Regions from separate parts of the Mus musculus genome. Here all the other regions are linked to region 1. A link is a loop called in an ENCODE intact Hi-C map of the cell type or tissue named here. Cell type or tissue: left cerebral cortex. All regions are shown on one strand. Each heading gives the region's core, and the rest is flanking DNA. Links, peaks and the distances in the headings are about the cores only.

What was found. Peaks named below come from ENCODE experiments on the same cell type or tissue, not always from the same donor. Only the 100,000 strongest peaks of a DNase experiment are listed, where the experiment ranks them.
Region 2: a loop joins it to region 1, with 4 times the contacts of the local background. A loop is called at or near these places in 5 of 42 quality-filtered maps.
Region 3: a loop joins it to region 1, with 5 times the contacts of the local background. A loop is called at or near these places in 2 of 42 quality-filtered maps.
Region 4: a loop joins it to region 1, with 2.2 times the contacts of the local background. A loop is called at or near these places in 5 of 42 quality-filtered maps.

What each region holds. Positions count from the first base shown.
Region 1 is chr2:38,346,471-38,351,151 of GRCm38, forward strand. It overlaps Gm27197 (a long non-coding RNA gene), which reads right to left and starts at 4,270. Exons shown (of 2, transcript XR_374289.3): 1 at 1,397-4,270; 2 at 1-1,267. It also overlaps a transcript of Lhx2 not described here. In left cerebral cortex, for the core only: no CTCF peak of the experiment used is centred there; DNase peaks (open chromatin) are centred at 1,201, 1,466, 1,943, 2,465 and 3 more places; H3K4me3 peaks cover 1,873 bases; H3K27ac peaks cover 1,949 bases.
Region 2 is chr2:37,923,994-37,928,674 of GRCm38, forward strand. All of the region lies in intron 13 of Dennd1a (DENN/MADD domain containing 1A), which reads right to left. Among named protein-coding and RNA genes, the nearest start is that of Crb2, 150 kb to the left of the region's middle. In left cerebral cortex, for the core only: a CTCF peak has its summit at 1,955 (motif pointing right); a DNase peak (open chromatin) is centred at 1,959.
Region 3 is chr2:37,813,209-37,817,889 of GRCm38, forward strand. Dennd1a (DENN/MADD domain containing 1A) reads right to left here. Exons shown (of 23, transcript NM_001362973.1): 20 at 3,708-3,796. Among named protein-coding and RNA genes, the nearest start is that of Crb2, 39 kb to the left of the region's middle. In left cerebral cortex, for the core only: CTCF peaks have their summits at 1,780 and 2,653 (motif pointing right); DNase peaks (open chromatin) are centred at 2,000 and 2,660.
Region 4 is chr2:38,284,429-38,289,109 of GRCm38, forward strand. It overlaps Dennd1a (DENN/MADD domain containing 1A), which reads right to left and starts at 2,956. Exons shown (of 23, transcript NM_001362973.1): 1 at 2,685-2,956. The coding sequence starts at 2,701. In left cerebral cortex, for the core only: a CTCF peak has its summit at 2,737; DNase peaks (open chromatin) are centred at 2,224 and 2,894; H3K4me3 peaks cover 1,809 bases; H3K27ac peaks cover 1,595 bases.

The DNA of each region.
Region 1 (4,681 bases), core at 361-4,360:
AGAGAGAGCGGAGCCCTGGTTAGTTCCCCAACCTTCTCAGCTGACGCCCAGGGAGGCATTTTTTTTTTTCCGAATTGTTCAGATCGCTGCAGGGAGAAGAGGAGGAGGAATTGGGCTCCTGTCTGCCTGCCATGGGCCAAGCTACTTCTCTGTTCTAGTGTCACAGACACGGGACTCCTCTTGGAAATAATGAAGGTCCCACTGACTTGTACTGTCAATACTGGTGATCAGCAGATCTCTGTATGGTATGACCAAAACAATGAACAGATTTCATAGTGAAAGAGCCATGCCTGAGCACATTTGCTGCTGCAGAAAACCTCTCTCATCAATATAAAGCAGCCTTCCCTTGTCCAAACAAGGCCCGCAAGCCTTGTGGGGTGAAGACAGTCCTCCCTGAAGATGCAGGGCTCCTTGACTGTCTCTGTGACCCTCACCCCAGCTTCTCCTAGTGCTGTCTCCTCCCCACATTCCTTTTCCTGGTGGGGGAAAATCATTTCATTTTTCTGCTCTATAGGAAAGAAACAGGTTAGAAAGAAGGCAAAAGTGCAGGAACCATTCCCCAGTGGGGTCTCCTGGGGGCACATGGGGTAACCTGGAGACGGATTTTCAGATGCTGGTGGCTTTGTTCAGTTGATGCTCTCATAACAGATCAGGCCTCTTCCCACTTAAAATGTAAGCACCCAGGTTTCTGAAATGAGTAACCAGCATCAGTAACAGTAACAACACACACACACACACACACACACACACACACAGAGAGAGAGAGAGAGAGAGAGAGAGAGAGAGAGAATATTTATATAAGCAAGGAATGTAATTTGCTGAACGGTACAAGCAAACACAGAGAAGTTATGCTTTACGCGGGGGACAGGGGAAATAGTGGTGGGCCACTGGCTCTGTGACTGAAGTCAACAGCTTTAAGAAAACAGTCCTTTCCGTTGTGAGGCCAGGAAGAAATGTTGGCAGAGTCTCTTTCTCCCCCACAGTTGTTATTCGAGAGGTTTCCGGAACCCTAAACCCCAGCTTCATCCTCAGAGCTTGAGGCAATCCTTTAGTAGTACCACCGGAGCCCCAGGCAGGAGAGTCTGGGGCCAAAGGGTGGGGCGGTTCCCCTGCGCAGAGCCCTTCCAGGATGGCTCCCCAGTCCGAGGTTTGTTCTATCTGCCTTTCCCTCCGGGGAGACTCCAAAGGCTGTAGAAATCTGGGCGCCCGCTTGCTCGCTTGTCAAAAAGCAAACTGTCTTCACATACTCCAAGAGTAACATCCCTGCCTAGGAAGAGGAAGGAAAGAGGCAAAATAAATAAAACCAGTTAATGTTGTAGTTAACTTGCAAATCAAGTAAATCTGTTGGTGCCGTATTTGAGAAATAAACCACGAGAGCGTCACAGCAAACACACACTTCTGAACGTCTTCATTTTGATTTAATGGTATATCAGCGTCAACTATCGCTTCCTCTGCTGGTACACTCGGCCTGATGCCGCGGGAGGAGGGTGCCCATGTTTATCACCGAGTGAGATGACTAATTACACCTTGTCAATCACCGGCTATGAAGACATAAAACCAGCGCGCACAATGAAATAGTTGCCTGCAGCGTCAATTAGTTGGCGATTCCGAGGGTATTTGCGTGGCCCTGCTTTGGCCGCTCTAATAACGGGACAGAGCGCCGGGAACAGCGCGCAGATCAATCACCCTGGTTCCGCTGCGGCCGGCGCCCTCCTCCCCCCTTCTCCCCTCCTCCAGCCTGGCCTCACTTTCTCCCTGGGCTGGGCGCTTCCTCCCTCCGCGGCCCCGGCCGGGTGGCGCCGCCTGCCCCGGGAGCCCCGGGAAGTTTGCGCGCGGCATCTCCGCAGCCGGCAGCCGGGAGCCCCGCAGCCTTCGGGGAGCGCCAGGGCTGGTGGCCCTTTTGTTGGAGAAGGCGTGGAGGCGCGCTTTTGTTCTGAGTTAGTCACGGTGGCCGGCTGGAGGCTGCTACCTCATTATGCGGCGGGTCTGCTAGTCTGCGGGGAAGCAGATGGTAGGGAGGTAGGCAGTGGCTGCAGTGGCCAGACCTGAATCCCGTTCACCTGTCACCTTCCACAAAACACAGGGTACCCGGAACTGAGGGTGCTTTACCCCTGACAGGGGGAGAGGGTCGAGGACATTTGTGAATGTTTCAGTTACCTGTCCTAGCCTGATCCTCACCCCATCCCCACCCCACCCCCCTGCATTTCTCTAGGCTGCGTTTCCTCGCACTGTGTAAATGTCACTCACGTGTCAGGATCTGTGTTTACAGCCTGTTCCTCGCCTTGCCTAGTCTCCCAGGACAGGGCAAAGCGACGTCTCCCAATGATTAACAAACTTAGCGGCCTCTGAACCCTGGGCCGGGGTGCCCAGATGCCTCCCCGCGGCGGGATATGAGCTTGAGCCTCCAATAGACACTATTGCGTCCTAACCAGATGCGAGGAATAAATAGAGAAGTGCCCCATGGGGATCCCAACAGCCGGAAAGTTGAGGCCAAGGATGGGTGGGGACTGCCGGTCAGAGAGGTGGGTACCGAGTGGTGTACATCTCTTTATGGGTATAATTCCCTACCCTCTGGGCAGCTTTTAACAAGAATCACCAAGTATCCCCTCCCCAGCTCTGAAGGCAGCCCCTTGAGTCCAGCCAGCACCAAGGACATCACCCCAGGCTTCCTACAAAGTTTCCTGCCCCTTGAACAACCTCCAGACCAACACTGGTGACTCCCAGATTCAATTTTCATTTCCTACTTTCTTTGAGAAAAGAAAAAACCCCACAAAACTGTCCCAGATACCCCAGTATAACGTGCTAATATATTCCTAGAGTTGATCGTGGGCCAGCGTCTATGTGGGCACTGAAGGACTGTCTGTGTGGTTGCACATGCACATGCCTGTCTTTAGATTGATGGTCTCTCCCTAAAGTTAGAGCATCTTTACACATGCAGTGTGTACATACACATGCATAACTTAAAGAGTTTTTGCAAATACACCTGATAGGAGCTCACAGAAGATCAAGTAGGCTCGCCTTAGCACACAAGTGTTAGTCCTGGATGTTCAGATGCCTCCTCCGTATGATGCCCACCTGTATACCTCCTGTACTGTTGTGCTGGTTATTAACAAAGATAAAATTCGTGCTGGCTGTATTTTTGCCAAAAAGAGACGAGCATGAACATTTTCACACATGGGCACGAGCTTAGGCAACACCAGTGCAACACCTACTTGTGAGCAAAAGTTATGTACACTATGTAAAAAGTATGACTTCATGCTGCCTCAACTGTGTGTCCTGTGAGATAAACTACAGAGGTCCTGGCTTCCCTTTAATTGTGCCAGGCAAGCAGACATTTCAGACTTCATTTCTCCCCACTATCACATGGAAAGAAAGCAACTTGTAAAACGGACCTAGAAAGGAGTTTCAGTAACTGTCTTGCCCTTTTTCTTTTTCACCCCAAATCACATTTTCTTTTCTTTTTTTCTTCTTCCCGAATCCCTTCCTGTTCCACCAGACACCTAGCCATTGCCCCGGGTTCAGCCACGAGACTCAGGGCTGGCAGTTGGGATTTGCTGGGCAGGCCATGTTATTGTTAGTTCTTGTGCAACCAGGTGGCAGGGTGGGTCCAGAGTGGGAGAGCTAGTGGGATGGAGTACCCCATAGGAAGGAAGAGAATAGGCCTCTGGTCTTTAAGAACTGCCAAGTATATCCCGGAGTGAGAAGATCCAAATAGGAAAAGAAAAAGAGGGAGCGATTAAGAAATTCGCTGAGTGCCTACTATGCTCTATATATTTTCCACTCATTTCTTTCATCACACCCAAACACCTAAAAGGAGGGGGCCTTCTTGTTTCCCTTTGAGAAAGTCAAACATTGTAAAGGAGGTTGAGTCACTGTCTCCGGATCACACTGCACGTACATGGGAGAGAGCTATGGACTCCTTGTTTCTTTTTCTGAGTTCCTAAAGACATGCCTCCAGACTGCAGAGCTTTGGAGAAATCCAGGAGCTACACGCCTGGCAGTATAGTCCCTAGCTCACTTGAAGAGAGGATATGCTGGCCGGCCCGCTACCCTTGGGAGTCATTGCTCTGGTGGCACTTGCGCCTGGTCCCCGGGAGGGCTGCGCTGCTAAACGCAGCGCAGAGAGTAGCGCCCCAGACCGAAGCCCAGATGGGCGGGAAGCAGCCGAAGGCTCTTGAAACAGTACTCCTGGTCTGTCTTCTCTGCCCCTCCTCAACCCCAGGTTCCAGAGGCCAAGGGGGAGAATGGAGACTTCCTCAAGCATCCTTTGGCAGCGCTTTTTTAGGACAGAGACTCCAGGAAAGGTTTAATTTTTCTTCCTGAAGAAACACAGGAAACTGTTCGCAGCCTAGAAAACTCCAAACCCCGCGCTCTCCCTTCTCCCTCCCTTGCGCCTCCTCCTCCAGCCTCGCCCACCAGCTCCCACCACCTCCTCTCTCCGCTCCTCTCCTCCTCTAGCCTTTCCCCTCCCTTTGGGTCTCCCGCCTTCCCGGAGCACGCGCTGCCAAGGCCTGGGGCGGCGGGCGGCCAATGGCACGGCGGCAGGACGTGATGTCAGGCGCGGCTGTAGAAAAGGCGCGGAGGCTTGCGCTGGCGCGGACTGCAGAGCCGAGGCTGAGCTCGGCGCGCGCTTGGGTAGCGTTGCGCGCGGCTGGGCCCGCGGCCGTCGGCTCCTCCTCCC
Region 2 (4,681 bases), core at 437-4,436, 420 kb before region 1:
CATTTGCTCACTGATCATTGCTAGGCAATAGATGCCAGCAAATTCACTGAAGTTTGGAGGTAGTCAATCAACATGTGCAGGTTTCTGACATTATGTTTAGCACTGGGTCAGCCCCAAGAAATTTGAGATATCTCTCTCTTGTTTCATAATGAGGTAGGAACAAGCCAGACATAGATCACTGAGGCCTGAAGGTATTTTTCGCTTCCTTAATTTATAATTGAGAAAACAGGGTTCAGGAAGGTATGATAACTTGTTGGAGCCACACAGGTAGAAGAGGTAGAGTCTGGATTTGCATCAGGTCGAATGAAAACCCAAGGGGCTACATTATGTTACTCACCATGTATTAACTGCTAAGGAAGAGGGTCCATAAATAGCCAACTGTCTGTGTCTGGTTGAAACTTGCCCCTATACTCCTGCTCTGCTTTGCATAGACATGGCCAACCTGCCATTTAACAGGGTCTGCTGCTCACCTGGTTTTGCTTAAATAAAGCATCAGTGAGACATGGAGGGGGACGCACAGGAAGGGAAAGCTTGCATGCCGCTACTCCACTCTTACTACCAGTGTAGATAGGCTGCCCAGCAACGGCTTGTCCTTGTGTGATTCAGCCCCCTCTGGCACCCAGACCACTATGCCAGGCTTCTCCTTGCTTCTGCAGGTGCTATATCCTAATCTTGCTTCTGGGGGTCTCATCTCAATTATATGCTTCAATCCAGTCAACTGGTCTTCCTCTTTGGGAACAGCACCATAGCCACTGCTGGTCTCTAGGTTCCCTCTGCCACTTTGAGTCACAGCTCTTCTGTAATGTGTTCAGCCATTTTTTTTTTTTTTGTATTATTACCCCTTTCTGTTGTCCAGGATAAAACCTGACATGTGACTAAGTTACCGGACCTAGGGAACAAACAGCATAGCTTATGGCCCCAAGCTATGAAAGCCCAGTGATGGCTGGGAATTGGGTCTCAATATCACCTGTTGGCCCAAACTGATCAGACAACAAAAGCTTTGGGAAAAGAATGAGTTTGTTTGTCCTTTTCCAAGCTTCACAGACAGGACTGGAGTAGGAAGAACACAGCTGGTATCCTAATTGCACACTCCACATCAGCCACACTGTTTCCCCCAAACTGCCATGAGGAGTAAGAGCCAGGCAGGGGAGGGAAGGGCTTCTGAAAAGTACTGGGCTAGGCAGAATTAACCTTTCATTGTTCTTTTCTGAGCTGCAGGGCTTCTATAAGGTGCACTATAAATATATAATACAGTTGTATAGGTGTCATGGACATTCCAAAGTCTGTGGGATTAGAAACCTATCAACCTCCAACTCTTCAAGGAACACTGCTAGAAGTGCTAGATCATGGGCGCATTCTTTCCTGGCCTTCTTATAGGCTGGGAGCTAGCCAGACATCTTCATCCGCAGTCACACTCCGTCCTGTCAATGCCACGCTCCTTTCAGGCCCCGACTCTCTGCATGCTCTGCTTCCTTCCTGCTTCCAGGGTTTCCCATCCAGGTGCCACCTTCCCTGGGAAGCTTTCCTTGTGCCCCTGTTTCCAACAGCCATGAAAATCCCTGCTACCTTCCACAATACTCCACTCCTCTGACCGCAGCTCTCTGCTCATTTCCTGCCTCCTCCCCTGCAGTGTTCTAAAGAATAGTGACTGAGTCTGATTTGTCACAGCACAACAGCTAGCGTGTAGGACAGGGTGGGTAGCTGGCCAGGGTCATCAGAGGGTCATACATTTCAAATGCTTGTAGCACTTTCTACTATCAAGGTTTAATAATTGACTTAAAAATTTAATTTACAAATTAAAATAAAAACTATTGTTACAGGCATCTTTACTAAGTCAACTTTTATGAATGTACTTACTTTTATTATGATGAGAATAATTGATTTTTTAAAATCCTAAAATTGCCTGAACACAGCCATGAAAAACATGGGCTAATGCTACCGTGAGAAAGCTTCCCACCACTAGGTGTCAGCCCAGGAACAGAGGAGGAAGGCTGTATTCAAACTCGTGTTTTACTTATTCATCCAATTATCACTATAAATATCAAATATTTAAACAACAAAATATTAGGCAATTAAAATTATTTATTAAGGGAATGTTTTTAAAAAGATATATAAAATTTTGACATTTCCCCTTTGCAGAATAGTTTATAAATGGTGTTATTTTAACCTGTATTTGTCAAGAAACATTTGCACAGATTAGAGGAACTAACTCCTAAGAGGAAAACCAACTCGCTTTTCTTCAGAAAGGCCCCCAAACTGTATATAACACAGACCATATGGTCACCCCCACTGTGGAGCGTGTGCAGAGCAAAGTGCATTGCCCCCACAGTTAGGCACATGGAGGGGTTGGATCCCAGTTCTGCCATTCTGAAAACAAATGTGACGCCATCTTTCCCAGCCTCGGTTTCTTGTCAGTAAAATGGGGCTATCTGACTCTCTGCATGGGGACTGAAAAACAACAAAGGGACTGTAGTACGTTAAAAGCCCCAACAGAATAAATGTTCTAGTCTTTTATTTTCCTTTAAGTCTTAATGATCTATGTAACAAAACTGCTTTGCAGATCCCAAACAAAAAGTGAGATTATAAGAGCTAGGACCATTCATTCATTCAAAGGATAGCTGATGAGAATGTCCTAGGTATTGAGAAGGCTCTGTGTCAGGGACACTTGTGCAAACATGACACTTCATGCTCTCCTGACCAGGTCTCTGTGGTGACAGACTGTAGTGTCATTATCTACTGCAGAATGTATCCAACAACCTGGCCCCTAGAAAACCAATGTGCTTGGAAGCCTAGTGTGTGTGTGTGTGGGGGGGGGGGGATCGGGATCTACCATTTTCTCTTCTACTTATCATTATTACCACAAACACCATGGCTCCATGAATGTTACAGTCCTCTACTGTATGCAGGTGTAGGAAAGAATGGTATGCTGTCCTGCACTTGAGAAGCTCACAGCCTGGCTATGTAGGCAGACTGTTAGGTGTTATTGGAAACGAATCAGAAAGATTTCCTTTTCAGGGTTTCATTGAAAAGGCAAAAGGTCATATAATTAAACTGTTTGATTTAAACATGGTAACTGTAACCACCTATGCTTGCTCCTACTTCCAATAAAGATACATTTACTGCTGTCACAGCCAATCCTGGGGTCAAGCTCTCTTCATGCACACATAACCTAGAAGAGAATACAGACTGCACGATGACTTTACACATGATCCTTTCCAGATCCTAAATGACTCTGGTCAGTTTCCAAACAGCTGCCTGGCCAGGCCTTTGTTTTATGTTGATATGCTTGCTGTGTGTGTTAGCTTGTGTGTGTACCCTCAGATGATGTTGTAGGGGATACTTTCTTGGTTGTTTGTTTGTTTTGAAGACAAGGTTTCTCTGTGTAGCCTTGGCTGTCCTGGAACTCAATATGTAGTCCAGGCTGGCCTCACATTTAGAGATCAGCCTGCCTCTGCCTTCTGAGTGCTGGGATTAAAGCATGTGCCACCACCGCCTGGCTACATTAAAACAAAACAAAACAAAACAAAACAAAACAAAACAAAAAACAAAAAACTAAGTGGCTACACTAAAATATGACCACCACTCCAAGCATAGAAAGCAGGCATTAGCCATTCATATGCTCACTAACAGTCACTGGCTGAACATGGACTGATGCTACGTGAGGGACACCAGGCCTGTCAAACTCATTCTAAAGGAACAACATGAGAAAGGAGGCAGGATTATCAAATGGAATCTAGTGAGGGTTTGGTGTTCTGCTGAGACAACCTGTAACACGCTACTACATTTTACTTTTTCACATCTTCTCACACTTGGGGGCTTACATTTTTCAACTGGGCAATCTACTTCTAGATTCATCGTGTGAGTCTGAGGTACAAAGCCTCCAGAACTGTACCAGTGTCTGTGCTGTGGCTGATTTGGTGAACCACAGTCCTTTCCTCAATGGCAAAAGCTTTCTCTCTCTTTAAAAGTTCCAATTATATTTTCTTTAATATATTTTTAAAACTGACTGTCCTCATTTTAAAAAATGATTGTCCTTATCTTGAACTACACCTACCTGTAAGTGCTGGGAGCAATGACAGATGAACAAATAGCAAATGCTTATTAAAGGAAATCATTTAATGTGAGATTTTATTCAATTTTGGCACACAGAATTTGAGATAAAAGATGTATTTCCTCTGCTAGCTCAAAAGTGGAGTCAGAATGGCTGTGGGCTCTGTGCTCTGAATGGCTACAGGTGCCCTGTTGCACACACATGCCATTGTGCTAGAGTGCAGCTGTCCCTTTCTCTCTTCTTCCCACTTTACCTCCCTGTCATCCAGGAAAGTGCCAGTATCTTTATCAGCATGGCACTGTGTAGGCGTTTTATATGCATAACATTTTTCTCAATATTCATACAAAATAGGTGCTATTTCCACTTACAGATAAGAATTGTGAGACTCAAGAGTGGAAGGACTTTCAAATGCATCCACTAATAGATGAGAGAGTCAAAGCCAGGTACCCACAGCCATGCTTGCCCTCAGGCTGTGACCTCCTCAGCTCCCTAGAGTCACAGAGCTGCTGTGGTGGCTCTGAGAGCCCACTGCCAGGAGGGGAGTGTCACTCCCTACTCCATTCTCAGGACATGATCTTGAATTCAGATGACTAGTAGTCCAGACAGAGGCAGGGGAGAGGGAGGAGAGAG
Region 3 (4,681 bases), core at 494-4,493, 530 kb before region 1:
TCAACCTCTTGAACTTTCAGCCATTACCATAAAACACAGCTCAAGTCCCCTACCTCCCAATTTCTCACGAGGATGTAGTGACCTGCCATGTGTAAAGTGCCAACCTAGCATGCAGCCTTCCATGGACGGTGCTGTCACTTCCATGTCTTACAGCGACATACAATGAGAGGACTCTCAGCAAGCAGGGGCGTTACCCCAGCAGCTTCCTTCATTTTCTAAAAGAAGATTTATTTATTTATTTATTTATTTATTTATTTATTTATTTATCTGTCTATCTATCTATCTATCTATCTATCTATCTATCTATCTATCTATTTTACATATGAGTACTCTATCTGCATGCACACCTGCACGCCAGAAGAGGGCATCGGATCCCAGTATAGATAATTGTGGGCCACCATGTGGTTTGCTAGGATTTGAACTCAGGACTATGAGAAGAGCAGTCAGTGCTCCTAACCACTGAGCCATCTCTAAGCCCCCGGCATTTTTCTAATGAATGAAATCTTGGGAACAAAAGCTAAAAGTATAGTATAGGAACAGGTTAAGAAGGAACACTCCCCTTCACACACATGCTTGTAGTCACAAATGACAGGAGTTATCAAGATACAAGGGACAAGTCTGTACAATTGGATATCAAAGACTAAGGAGCTCCAAAAAGATAACTAGGCAGAGCCTGGAGGGCACTGTACACAAATACTTATGTGTGGCCGAGTCAAAGTCATGTGATCAGAGTGAACTTGTCTCCTTCCTGACCTCTAGGCTGTCTTTAAGGCCACTTGCACCATTCTGACAAGCAAAATTGCTTAAAAAGAGAGATCTGGTGGGAGAGGTGAGCAGGCTTACGGTTCCGTGGTTGGTTGAATCTGGGCTCTTCTTTAGTATGAGGAAACTTAACTAATAGGTGTGGCCAGCAGAATTCACATCTGCATGTGACTGGAGAAACAAGCCATGCAGTCTAGAGAGCTCAGAGGGTAGGTGGTCAGAACAGGGCACTTTAGGTCCACTGCCATCTGCAAGTCTCTAACCTCAGGACCATGAAGATGAATCAGGGGCTATTCACAGATGATGTCCCCCTATATTCTTAGCCACTCAGTGAGGACTACCGCCCCTGATCCCACTGCAGCCTTCTAATAGGGAATACGGGGACACCTGGATGTCAATGTGGTCATAGGCCCTTGCCTCGGTGGTACATGTGTGGAGTCCAGATGCTAACCTCAGATGTCCTCTCTTACTGCTCTCTATATTATCATTCTGAGATGGTCTCTCAGATTGGGCAGATGTAAGTCAACAGATGAATCAGCATGGGAATCCCTCTGACGGCATCTTGATGTGTGCCTAGCAGGTTTTCAGAGATGTCTACTGAATGAGTGCACATATGGATGCAGATAGGGAGCAATGGGCAGAAATGTGTCAGCAGGAAAGGAAGCAACGGATCTCAGCTGAGAGCTGCTGGCTACTGCTGGAGCTTGGTGGGCCTCAGAGTGCCCAACTCCTAAAAGGCTCCATCTTGCTGAATAGAGATAACTATTGAGTATGTTGGAATTCAGGGACAGGCAGGAAGGAGTCACCCCTTCAGCTGCAGCCTAAACCCTCTAAGAGCCCAGTACACTTTGATATCCTCAGCAGAGATAAAGAACTAGGACTCAAGACAAGTCACAGTGGTTCAAAGGGCAGGCCCTGAGTCCACGTGTACCACCAGGAGCCACCCTCCACAAAGACCACTAGATGCTGGCTCCTGCCTCCCAGCCCCTCCTTCCAACTCTCCCAACATGGAGCTGACAGATTGGTGGCGCTGTTTTCCTTCCCTTCCAGAACAATATTTGAGGAGTCTGTTTTATTAAAATATTTTCCGCTGGATGCTTCCTGTGTTTCAAGAACTTGGTCTTGCCAGCTGGAGCTGGTGACAGTTGAGAGAAACACATCCAAGTGCTGTTGTGACATGGCATTTGGAAGTGGAGGAGCATGGGTGGGGGTAGAGGATGGCAGCATGGAAGAGATGCAGGAAAACACCCGGGTGGCACCAGAAATGTCATTGGCATGATGAGAATACAGCCTCGCCTCTTCCTCATTAAGAAAATGTGAAGAGAAACCCTAGCGATGACGTCTTAGAACATCCTTTGCTACCCGCTGGCCAGTCTGAGCTGCAGTGAGGTGTCTTTTGATTCCTGTCACTGTGTTTGCCAGCCCTCTGAACCAGCCCCCACACTCTTGCCCAGTTCATCTCAACTTGATGCTTTCTGGAAAGAAATCTAAGACAGGCACATTACACGAAAATACTGAAGTGATGCCGACCGGGCTAGGGCAATTACCAGGAAGAGCTACCTTCTTGACACAGCCAGCTTCTTGCACACACTAAAGAATTACTCCTGTCACTGGGTTTGGAACAGGAACAGCATAAATAAATGTGGGTGGTGAGTCCAATCTCTAATCAGGACCACAAAGTGGGGAATGCGTTTCCATAGGATGTGGACTGCTGCCAGTCTGGGATGTGTGCGTGTGTTATACAAGGATATCCTTAATTTAAGACTCAATAGCTACAGGTCCGTGGTTTCTATCCCAGGACACTTAGATCAGCTATGAAGAGGTGGCTAATTCCATTCCCTCCAAGAGAAATCTTTAAGGCAAGAGGAAACCCAGAGCCATGCAGCATTCTCACCACAAGGGGGCAGTCATAAGCCACGGCAAAGGAGATGTCCCTCACTATGTCCACCACAGCAATGTGTAGAGCCCAAGTTAAATATGCCCTCACTTCAGGTATCCCCTCTTCAAAATCTCACATATCCAAGCATCTCCAGAAATAAACATATATTTTCCCACTCTGGTGTTCTCCCTGAATGGTCTTTACCATTCAGGAAGGCTGGATCTATAAAGCAGAGGATTATGGGAGAAATGAAGTACACTGAGGTAGGCCATAGCCTGACATTTTGGAATCATTTCTATTTTGGCACCACTTCTTTGCAAAGAGAGGCATTCTTCCCTTTCACACAAAGAATAGTTTTTCCCCCTCAGTCCTCAAACCACCCTAGGCCAAGATGGATCTGTGATATCTACAGTATTTCTAAAGATATCCAAGGAAGCTGGTGAATAGCTGAGCCTAGGGCTATGCATACCAGGACAAGGGGAAATAGTGTTTCTCTCTCCAGGTTGGAACTGTCTACAGCTTGCAGGTTCCATCTCCCATCTATCTAACAGCCACTCAAGATGTTACTGAAGCTGGCTCTAGGCTGGGTCACAGGGTGTCCAGAGGTCCTCTAGGTCAGGGGGAAGTTTGAAGGAAAGGCCTAATAGCACAGGTGCTATGGCTGAGGAGAGAGCAATGGTGAGGATGCTTTCTGATAAGCTCAAGCCGTGGAGACTGAAGAGCAGTAAGCCTACAATGGGGCTTGGCCTTGCAGGAACGCTTCTTTGACAAGGCAGCTTACTCTCACCTGTGGACTCTTCAGTGTTAAGAGGCCTGGGGCTTCCTTTGGAATGTGGCTGACTGCCTTTGAGCTGCACCACTCAAAGCACAGCCCAGGTTCCTGATGTGACAACAGAGGCTCAGACTCTGACACCAATGACCAAGTTCCCTGTCTGGCCTTATTTAACACCTGCTCAGCATTTCAAAGGAGCCTCCAAGAGGAAGGCTGGGGCTACATGCTTGGTCACCACAAAGCTCTGGCTCATTGGGTTCCTGGGGAGAGATGAGAGGGAGCAATAGTACTCACTGCTCAGGGCTTGAGACAGATGTCCTCCTGCCTTCCACAGTGATGTTGCTCTTGGGTCTCCTGACGACATGTGGACGAGGAGGCCGTACCTAAGGATGAACATGGGGAAATCCCCAAGAAGGAGTGAGTTAAAAAGGCCCCACAGGTCCACTGTGAACATTTGGGTAAACAGCCCCAGAGGGCTTGGTTACAGGTTCTCCAGGCCTGGGCTACCATGGTCTCCTGGTTATTACGTAAACACCACCACTTAACATACAGCATATGGATATATATGCTCTCTGGAATTTAAGCCAGAAAGGCTCTCCTCATCTGCAGACCCAGTGGCCTCTCAGAGAGCTGACTGAGGTGTGAACAACATGGGAGGCAGAACAGCAACACCCTATTTATGGAATTCAGTGTGTGGAACAAAGAGGTTCCACTCACATTTGTTTGGGGGACTCACACTCAAAATACTTTTTTACAGCTGAATTACAGGATACTTATTTTCCTCTCTAAAGGGAAGGAGGGAGCAACTGACAACTCCACAGAGTGCCCAGCTAAGCCAACTTGCTTCTCAGGGTACCGTATGCCCTGTCTTCCAGTAGGGCTAAAGTGGATGCTGCACAAAGCACAGCTTACGGTGGCAGTGGGCACACGAGGGCAGCAGGCAGCTTCCTACACTCACCTCTTACTACACTGTGGGTAGATGGGTTATTCTGAGCTGCCACAATAGTGAAGCCACAGAGGAAAGGATGCCCACTTCCTTGTCCCATCAGAGCCCGTGATAGATGTTAGGCTGTGAATTTCTGGGTACTCTTAGAATGAGTCTCATTTGGTCTAATCAGTATTATGTGACTTTGTGTATGGTACCATCACCTCTGACCACTTCTAATGTCACAGAGATTGGGAAGAGAGCTGAGAATGTCTCTCTGTGGCTCCTGCTGTTCATGCAGATGAGCCAGCATTGCAGCAGGTATAGGGAGCATGCATTCTCT
Region 4 (4,681 bases), core at 378-4,377, 62 kb before region 1:
GTGACAGTGTTAAATCAATCTTAACCCTTGGCCCTTAAAACCTTGTTCTCTGTTACCTGAAACGTGCGTGCCTTTCTCTGACATTTCTGGCATAAAATACATCAGATATTCTTTAATCATTTGACAAGAAGGTGTAAAACACTAAGTTCCTAATATGGGCCTGGCAATCACAATGATCCTGTGTTAACTGCTCATAACAATCCTTCAGGCCCCTTCTACTTTAGGAAAATCCAGATTCACTGTTTGGATACACTGTTTCATATCATGAGAGCCAGGCGGTGGTGGCATACTTTAATCCCAGCACTTGGGAGGCAGAGGCAGGCAGATTTCTGTGTTAGAGGCCAACCTGATCTACAAAGTGAGTTCCAGGACAGCCAGGGCTATACAGAGAAACCCTGTCTCAGAAAAAACAAACAAACAAAAAACAAACAAACAAACAAACAAAAAACACATAGCATGAGAAAGAGCTGGAATTTGAACCCAGATCTGATCTACATTGCCCTTATAATGGCACAAGACATCAGAGATAAGCAAAAGAAAGAAAGGTCTAGAGAATGCTCAGTCTGCCCCCCAACAACCTACTACCTACTTACTCAAAGGGGCCTGCACACTTAGCTTTCACTTCAGCCAAATAAATACCCTGACCACCTTCTGTTCTGCCTGACAGAATGGCCAGTAGCAACCAAAGCTGTTTTCTCCAACGACAAGGGCGGTACCTAAATTGATTATCCCCTTATCTCCTGTCCATCCATACTCCTAGCTATGAACAGAAACTGCACAATTAACACTTGCTATAGTCACAACTAATTTTCATAACTCCTATTTTCATATTCTCTTTCAATCTCACCACAGGCTAACATATTTCCCAGACCTTTTTCTTTTTTTTCTTTTAACCACTGAGCAGTCTAGTTTGAAGATTAATAAGGCCATTCTTCATACTAATTTCACACTTAATGCAATTTCATGCTTTGGTAAATTCCCTTACTCAAGTGCTCAGATAGTACAGTGATGCATTCCACCAAACACACTTACAAAACAAACTTGTCAACCTGCTACTGTCAAGAGTGAGAACACATAATCTGAACTTGTTCTATTTTAATGTTCACTCGAATACTTGATGCCTCCAGTCCAACAAGTCTCTGAACTTCTCTGGAACAAGAAAGTTAAGACACATCCTAGTGCTTTCTCTGCAACTCTGAGGTGACTTCCAGAAAGTGTTTCTACATGCTGTTGAAAGTCCAAGTTCACAACTCTTACCTGAAGGGGGGAATTTAGCCTGGAACTCCTTTTTTAACCCCAATAGTTCACAAACTAAATCACTTTACCTCCCCAGATTCTCAAACTCTTGTGTTATATTCTAACCTTCTCCCTTTTCTATAAAAATAAAATAAAGGTCTTCTTATGCTTCCACATCCATTTTCATGAGCAAACTTTTCTAATGTCATTCAGCAGGTGTCACAGGATTTCTGCAAAACTTACAAGACACCTTTTGTAAATGAGAACTCTAACCGCTGAAGAGACTGAACAGCTGGGCAAGGGTCACACTGCATGTGCATCACTTGGACATGCGATGCAATGTTTGAATAATTATTAGATTTTTTGCCCTTGAGGCCCTTCCTCTTTCAAACTTCCCTAGTACAATTCTCAAAATGCTGAAATAATCACATTCCACGGACTTTCCTATAAGAGGGTTTATGGTGTCTTATGAATGCTGTTTTCCAGAAAAGCCTATGCTGTCAACTTTGTTTTTCAATGTCCTTAAGCAATTCTATTAGTCATAGAGAAAAAGTGAGCATTTGCTAATGATTAGAGAGAGAGAGAGAAAGAGAGTAAGCATCTGAGTCCTAGGGCTGAGGAAGGGAGTGGCCAGAATTGGTCTTAGCTGGGAGGGGAGATAGAGACCAAGGCAACAACACCCAAATTGGACCACAGAAAAGTTGTAATTCCCAAAGACAACTTCTAATGTTTCGGTGGGTACTTAAGTTACAAGTATCAGCATTTTCACGAGAAAACGAAGCCTCAACCAGGGGCTCCAAGCAAATGAAGAAGGAGTAAGGGAATGTGCCTGACTGGATTGCAAAACCTTTTCAAAATCAGGTGCTCAGTGACAGCTAAAGGTGTCTTCCTTCATAGCCTTTGGCCCTGGCTTGTGTGCAGACTCAGATAAGAGGAAGAGTCAGCAAAGGCAAAGCGCCTTCCTGTGCAGGCAGGCCATCCAGGCCTTAAATGTCCCAGAAGCCCCCTCCCTCTAAGAACCTCACACCACTTCTGGAATGATTACAGGCCTCACGCAGACAGGCTGCAACCTCTCAGGACCTGCCAACTCTCGGGGTCGCCCCCAAACACACCCTTATGAAGACTTGCTTCCGGAGACCTCCCCTCTCCCAGCAGCAGTCTGACAGTTTTCTGGGGCTCTGTACATCCCGCCTAGGGAGCCACCGCGTCAGCAGTTCCCGCCCTCAGGTGAGGAGGGGGCATCTGATCATCCGCGCCCCTCCACCCCACACGCACCCCGTCCCCGAGCCTTCCCGCATCACCATGGCAACCGTCCCCCTCCCCGCTTGACGCCTCCACGCGGGGCGCCCCTCCGGTCTGGGCAACAAGTCCCCCAAGCGCGGCCCACGGCCTGCAGCTCTAGCCCAGCCTCGCCTCCCCCGCGCCCGGCTCCGCCCGGCCGCACTCACTTGATCCTGGAGCCCATGGTCCCGGGGCCTCCTCATGGACCCGCGGGCCCCGCTCGGTGCTGCGCTGCACTGCACTGCCCGCCCGCCCGCGGCCGACAGGCCTCCCTCAGGAGCTCTCCCCGCCCCTTCCTCCCTTCCCTCAGGCAGGGGCCCGCCCGCTCGAGGCTCGCTCCCCGGCCGCCGCAGCTGCTGTCGCCTCCCGGGGTTAAAGTACTCGCTCCAGCCGGGCGAGCGCCATGGTCGCCCGCGCGCGTACCCGGCGCGCGCCGCCCCCTCCGTCTCTCACACCGCCGCCCCCTCCCGCCCGCGCCGCTGACCGCGGGGGCTGCTGGGAAGTGTAGTCCACTCGCGTGAGGGTGGCCCCGGGGGGCGGGAAGCGCGCAGCAGGACAGTGGTCTACCCGAAAGGTCTGTGGCTTCTCTGAGAAGAGACCTAGGGACCTTTGTCCCACTGCTTTTCATCAGAATCCACCCAAAGCGACCTGAAGGAACTTCCATCGTGTCCCCAGAGGCCACTAAAGAAGCCTTCGTCCACTCCTCAAGTGGAGAATTTTTGACAGGCTAAAATTCGGGGAGGGGGGTGTCTGAATTGGAGGAAACAGTTGTCCTCCCCTCTCAGGAACTCACAATGACTCCAGTTTCACTGAGTCAGGCTTCAGGGTTCTGGTTTCCCGAATTTGAAAACTGAAGTTCACAGACCATGGATGTTTAGCTTTAAAGAGTTGGTTTTTTTGTTTGTTTTTTTGGTTTTGTTTTTGGTTTTGTTTTTTTAATACCTCCATAAGTAGGAGCTTGGGAGAAAAGCCGGCCCATCCCAGGAAATGGGGTATCATAGAACTGCATGCCAGGTGCTGAGGGTGAGTTAGTCCAAATGTTTAACCTGTGGAACCAATGACTTTATTGGACTTTCTTAGAAAGCATGAGTGGGGGTTGCTTACAGGAGTGTGGGTGACTCCAAAGCAGCTGCACTGGAAAGTGCACACCATCATCGTCGTCGTTGTCCGTGTTCCCGCCCCCCTCCCCCCAAGACTCTTTAATCCCAGCATTTGAGTAGGGGAGGCTAGTGGATCTCTGTGAATTTGAGGCCAGCCTGGTCTACAGAACTAGTTCCAAGAGAGCCAGGGCTACACAGTGAAACCCTGTCTTGAAAAACAAAAACAAAAACCTACCCTTCTATGACCGAAAGCTTCCTGTAGACATATATACAGTTTTCTTTAGTTAACCTCCTATAAACTACTACAATCTGTGTACTACAGCACCTCCCTGGGCCCAGAGGAATGTGCAATTAGAGTAGATTGCATACAAATGGCTGGGAGAACCGGGTGGAGTCCCCTCTGAGAAACTGTTAACAGCCAACAGGCCTGCTCCTGATGACCTTCTGCAAGCAGGCACAGCTGATGTGAAGATGGTGGCTATTTTGCTGTGAGGACCAGATTCTATAACCAATCACCTAGGTGAGAAAATTCTGGAAATATCTGAGGGAGTTTCCAGATTAGTTTAATTCAGGAGGGTGGCCTCTTCCATGGGCTGGCTTAAATGAACGGGGAAGGCAGCATTCATCTCTCTCTGTGCTTTCTGACTGGATTCAGTCATTGTGACTAGCAGCCTCACTTTTCTGCTGCCATGTCTTCTCCTTCTACCATGTTAAACTGTACTGTACCCTCAAACTGTGAGCCAAATTAAACCCTACATTGTTTTTTATTTTGGGATGTTTTTGTGTTTGTTTGGGGGTTTTTGGTTTTGTTTGGTTGGGTTGGGTTGGGTTGAGTTGGGGGGTTTTTTGTTTTTGTTTTTGTTTTGTTTGTTTTGTTTTGTTTTTGCGACACTATCCAGTTACCCAGCCTAGGTTGGCTCAGACAAACACAGAGACATGCCTGCCTCTATTTCTTGAGTGCTGCTGGCCTGAAAGGCATGCACCACCACACCTGCCCTTGGCTTGCTTCACTTACTTTAATCAGATATTTCATCACAAGGAAAGCAGGACTAATAGAGGTACTG